Regions from separate parts of the Mus musculus genome. Here region 1 is linked to region 2. Evidence: chromatin loops called from intact Hi-C (ENCODE). Cell type or tissue: left cerebral cortex. All regions are shown on one strand. Links, peaks and the distances in the headings refer to the core of each region. The heading gives the core; the rest is flanking DNA. Region 1 holds the start of Gm11454 (predicted gene 11454). Region 2 has its middle 34 kb from the start of Tox2.

Region 1 (2,917 bases), core at 271-2,770, 47 kb before region 2:
TCCCTAAGCAAAAGTGGTTAGTTCAATTTGGGACCAGCTGAATTTCAGACCTAGGTGATGCACTAAAGCGCAGGGACTGAGCAGGGAGATGAGACGGGACTGCAATTAAATGTAACACCCAGGCAGCAGGAGAGGCACGGGATGGGACGGGCGACCATGAGGAGTGAGTGCGAGGAGTCTGAACGGTCAGGAGCTTCAGAGACTTGGGTCTGAGTGTCCACCACAGGCCAGTCCTGCAGGCTGGGGAGAGTGAGCTGGCTTCTCAGAGGCTGTTTTGGATCTGCAGGATGTGGTTCATTTCTCGTGCACTGAGAGACAGTGTGTCTGAAATCAAGCACAGAGCACAGTCAGTACTCAGCACCGTCAGTACCCAGAGCACAGTCAGCAACCATCCCCTACCTGCTATCTCCTATCCTCAGTCATCACACATGCTTGTCCTGGTTCTGGTCCCCCCTTCCCCTCCCATCTAGAGCATGTCACAGGCCTGCATGTGCCAGCCACCCAGGTGCACCCGAGCAGCCCAGGACCAGGTGGAGCACAGCTGCCAAACGCTGGAAGAGTTGGCTTGTGGTATGATCATGGTCCCAGAGCCTCCTGTGTTCTTGGAGTTTCTACGATCAGAGCCTGAGCCCAGGCAGTCACAAGGAGTCACACTGAGCCCCAGGTCTCCTCAGTAGGTCAATTAAACAAACAAGTAATGGTGAGATGCAGAGAGACAGAGATACAGAGAGAGACAGAGAGACAGACAGAGAAAGAGAGACAGAGAGACAGAGAAAGAGAGAGACAGAGAAAGAGAGACACAGACAGAGACAGAGAGACAGAAATAGAGAAAGATAGAGAGTGAGGCAGGGAGGGAGAGAAGGAGGAAGGGAGAGAGAGAGTTTCAATGTGGTCATAACTGGGAAAAGGAAGTCTATTTTTAGGGGTCCTAACATGAGGTTCAGGTTTAAATAAAAGACAAGTGCGGTGTCTAGCTAAGTGGTCCTGGTCAAAGCTCCTGCCTGTCTGCAGTCTGCAGTCTGCAGTCTTACAAGTCTGTAAATCTTTTTTTTTTTTTTTTTTTTTTTTGGTTTTTCGAGACAGGGTTTCTCTGTATAGCCCTGGCTGTCCTGGAACTCACTTTGTAGACCAGCCTGGCCTCGAACTCCTCTGCCTCCCAAGTGCTGGGATTAAAGGCGTGCGCGACACCGCCCGGCTTAAGTCTGTACATCTTAACAAGCTGCCAGAACTGTGTGAAATCTCTCTTGAAGTCAAGCTCTCTCTCTGACTGGCACCAGGCTGAAGGTTTTCCCTTTCCCAGCAGGAGAACCCCAAGAGGAAATGCACTGTCTTCCGGTGGAGAATGAGGTGGCTCTGCCCGTGCAGCGCTCTATGGCTGATGTTTCCAGCCACCAGCTGGGGGCTGAAGAGAACAAATGTGTAAATCAAGTAACGGAGAGGAATGTTGCCCTGGCTTGTGTTCCTCAGCCAGTCCAGTCTGTCTCTGTTGTCACATGGTACACCTCCCTGCCTATGGGTCTGCTCTTGTAAGGACCAGTCCAGGTGGCGTCAGGCACCCACGTGACTCCACTCGGCGCCCAGCCAGACTAAGCACAGCCCAGTGACCCTGTTTCCAGCTGAGATGAGATTCTCAGTTCCCACAGTGAACGCTGTGACAGCTCTTCTCTGAGGACACAATTTGATCTGGAATATACTTCTAATAGTTCTTCCTTTATAATTTGTGGAGGGGCAGGTAAGATCTCCCCGGAGGAGAGAGGGGGTTAATCACAGTTCCCTGTGTTGTTAGCAAACAGTTCTCTGACTTTAGGAAATACATGTTCTCTCAGGTAAGTGCAATCTCCTGGGGCAGGCCGTCCTTCACTGATGCCCCCTCCCATCGTAAGAACAGGCACAAAGAGAAGAGCAAGAACCCACTGAGCAGGGGAGCAGAGATGATGCAGAGCATTGCTGGGGGCGGGAATGGGGTGAGGCTGTTGCTATTGGTGGCACATGCACAATTATAAACAAAGACACACACACACAAAGGAGGCCAGCGGCAGAGGTACCCACATCCTCTGGAATTCTTGTTCCTTGTGTGTGTGTGTGTGTGTGTGTGTATGTACACATGTGCATGCATTCATGCAGATGCAAAAATACAAGTTCTGGTGTCATCTTTAGGAATGTTGTCCACCTCCTTTAGGCAGGCTCTCTCTTTGGCCCAAAGCTCACCAACTAGGCTGGGTTGGCTGGCCAAGCCCCAGGAGTCTTTACCTGTCACAATAGTGCAGGACTATAAGCACACACCACAATGCCTGCCTTTTTAAATGTGGCTTATGGAGGTGATTGGACTTAGGCCCTCCTGTTTTTAAGGCGGGTGCTTTATAGACTTAGCTGGTTTTGTTTGTTTGGTTTTGTTTAGTTTCGAACAAAATCTCAATCATTTATATTTACCAGTGAAGATTCGGGAGCCAGATGTTGGGGCGAAAGCCTGCTACTTCAGAGACAGAGAAAGCACCCAGCTGACCTTCCTCTTCAGCCGACATCCCAGAAGGAATCCACCCTCACATCAGCTCAAAAAACCTCCTTCAAACTGAATGTCCCCCTCTTCTACTTCCTGTGAGCCTCTCTATCCATCCCCCTGACTCCCTCTTCCTCTCTATGGTTTCATCTTAATCCTATGTTCACTTCCTGTCAGCTGGTTGCTCGCTCTGTCTTCTGACCTATGGTTGGACTTATTTAATCCTGCTTACGATATTCAAGTAGAAGGCTCTTGGGTTAAAGGTATGTGTTAAAGCTGAGGCCCACCACAACTAAAAACAGGGTTTTCCAGTAAATAACACAAGCCCGGGGTTCACAGTGTGATGATCAAATATCCTGCAACACCTGGCTGGAGGTGCTCTCTAGGAGAGACTAGATCACAGGGATTCTGACCCCATCA
Region 2 (2,917 bases), core at 168-2,667:
CGGGAGCAGGAGTGTGTGCAGGAGCTGGGGAGGGATAAGAGATGGGTGGATGAAGAGAGAAGGAAGAGGAGAAGGAGAAAGGAGAAGAGGGGAGGGGAAGAGGGAAAAGAAAAAAAGGAGAGAGAAATCCAGAGAAAGAGACAGGTTTGCATGGGTGCACACACAAAGGGAGAAGGATAGGGAGAGGGAAAGGGAGACAGACAGAGACACAGACAGAAACAGAGACAGCGGAAGCTGAATACCACCTTCCAAGGGCCACCAGCCAAGGCCTGCCTCTAAAGTCCCTACAGCCTCCCTAGCTAGTGCCACCAGATGTAGATACACCATGTGGGGACCATCTCAGATCTAAGCCCAGCATTAGAGCTGGATCCCGGGAGCAGAGGCAGACTCAGCATCGCTGGTGGCTCTTGGGAGCAAGTGGAAGTGCAGATTTTCATGAAGGAGGTGTTGGGTTGTAGAGTTGGGGGTGAGGGAGGTTTTGAGGTCTCCTGGGAGCCCTGATCTTTTGCACCCTTCAAGGCCAGAGATTCCTTTCTGAGTGCAGGATGGTTTCTCCGAGCAAATCTGTTCAATCATCTTTCTTTATTATAATTTATAGCATTGTGCGATGTGTATGTGTGAGTGTGGGCACATGTGTACCACATGGGTGTGGAGGTCACAGAACAACTTGTGAGAGTCAGTTCTGTCCTTCCGCTTTGGTACACAGACTTACATGCAGACAAAACAAACAAACAAACATAAAGCAAATGAACAAACAAATACAAGTTAAAACAATCTGGGCTGAGTGGCTTCTACCTATAGTATCTGTATCCCGACGCCTGGAAGACAGAGACCAGAGGGTCCCGGGGCTTGCTGGCCAGTCAGCCTAGCCTAATCATCGAGCTCCATGTTCAATAAGAGACTCTGCCTTAAGAGATAAGGTGAAGAGTGACTGAGGAAGGAGAAAACCGTTATTCAAACTTACACAAACACACATACACACATGACCATATACATACATGTGTACTCACACGTGTATATGCACACATGCATGCCTATGCACATGTGCACACACATGCACACATGTGCGCACACACACACACATACAGATATTAAAAGCGGTCTGATTGAGTAATTGATGCTCTTGTTTATTAGCATACTAAAAAGCTTACAACAGGCCAGGATCAGGCCTGATTCATCTCAGAATTCGGAGGCAGCGATGAGTGTTCACAATCTTTTGAGGAGCAGCAGTGACTGTTCAGTTTCTTGCAGAGAAGAAATCTAGGGCACTGCTGATGGGGCAGCTGTTGATATCCACGCCAAGGGTAGGCCGTTAGTGAAGTTAGACGTTAGTAAAGGGGCATTGGTATTCTTTTGTATTCTTTGAGTTCACCAGCCTCTCCAGTAAGATCTCTTGTTATGGATGAAATTAGGGTAAACCAAGAAGGGGGTGAGCCCTGGGGTATTGGAGCATAGAGAGGTGCTGGTGACCTGTGTATCCTCCATGATTAAACTGGGGCAGTACGAGCTGATTTCCACCCAGGCCTTGGCCATTGAAGAGGAAACCCTGCTGGGCTGCCCTTTCTTCCCCGCTGCACTGGAGTCCCAGGACGTCCTTTCTCAGGGAGACCAAATATAAACAACTGGGGATTATCTTGAGAACAAGATGTTTGTTTGCTTTTTAAAATTGCAGACACGGCAAAGTGCTGAGGCCCACAACTGCAATTAATAATAATTTTGGTCAAGTTCTCCGAGGACGGAACTACAGCTCAATATTCGAGATCTATTTTTCCCTTGTTCTGTGTGTTCAGGTGACATTATGTCGGGTTTTTTGTTTGTTTGTTTGGTTGGTTTTTTTCTTTTTAGTTCACCTTGAGTCATAGGAATTTGTATGACTTTACCTCCCTAGGATCTACAAACAATATATACTTAGTTTAAAAAAAAAATTCAAAAGTTCCAAAAAGGACTGTCAGTAAGGAGCAAGGACACAGAATGCCGAATCTGTAGTTTCTGAGTGTGCGCTGACATCATAACCACCTTGCTTGTTTGCTAAACAGCATTGGGAGAAAACACTCCACAGAGTCGGTAGGGCACTTGCCTAGCAGGCATGGAGCCCTAGGTTCAATCCCAGCACTGCATAAAAGGGGTACGGTGGTGCTGATCTGTAATTCTCTGAGGGTTCGGTCACCCAAGGTCATCCTCACTATATAGCGAGCTAAAGGACAGTTTGGGAAGCATGAGACCCTGTCTCAAAAACAAAATCATTCTGTAGCCGGCACCTTTCACTTAAGATGGCAAGAATATTGCGCATATGTCTGCGTCATCTTTGCAGATAAAACATGCATTTCCAGAGGAGTAATGCTGGGCTACATTAATCCTCATGCAGCTAACACCTTGTAGTAATTTATATATAATCACATATTGCTGACTAAATGAATGCATATATGAATTTGTTTTTAAAAAAACATATCATAAGCACCCTTATACACTCATTGAACAATATGTCAATGAGTCATAGGAATTTGTATGACTTCACTGCCCTAGCATCTACAAACTGTATGTGCTTACTTTAAAAAAAAGAGAGAGAACCAAGTCACAGGATGTGACAGGCTTTCTTAATGGTTGTTTCCAATGCTTCAATCTCATTTTTGTTATGGACCAATCAGCCTAATGTTTTCTTTGTCTCACATATTCTTTAGACTCTGAGTAAGACCTGTCTTGAATGGCAATTGTCATGGTGCCCTTTATACCAAATTTAACCTCTCTACAAAAAGATCTCTGGTCTGAAACTAGTATTGATTTTATTATTCGTTTATTTGGCACTTTAAGCATACTTTAGTCAACAAGAAACAAATCCATTTGAAATACACCAATGGTACTTCCCCATTCTTTCTACCAAGCTATCCCAATATTTTTGGGATGTTTTATTATTTTATGT

The links. Peaks named below come from ENCODE experiments on the same cell type or tissue, not always from the same donor. Only the 100,000 strongest peaks of a DNase experiment are listed, where the experiment ranks them.
Region 1: a loop joins it to region 2, with 1.8 times the contacts of the local background. A loop is called at or near these places in 1 of 42 quality-filtered maps.

What each region holds. Positions count from the first base shown.
Region 1 is chr2:163,121,047-163,123,963 of GRCm38, forward strand. Gm11454 (predicted gene 11454) reads left to right here and starts at 1,569. Exons shown (of 3, transcript NR_166402.1): 1 at 1,569-1,732. In left cerebral cortex, for the core only: no CTCF peak of the experiment used is centred there; a DNase peak (open chromatin) is centred at 1,552.
Region 2 is chr2:163,168,081-163,170,997 of GRCm38, forward strand. No RefSeq gene overlaps it. Among named protein-coding and RNA genes, the nearest start is that of Tox2, 34 kb to the right of the region's middle. In left cerebral cortex, for the core only: no CTCF peak of the experiment used is centred there; DNase peaks (open chromatin) are centred at 1,268 and 1,532.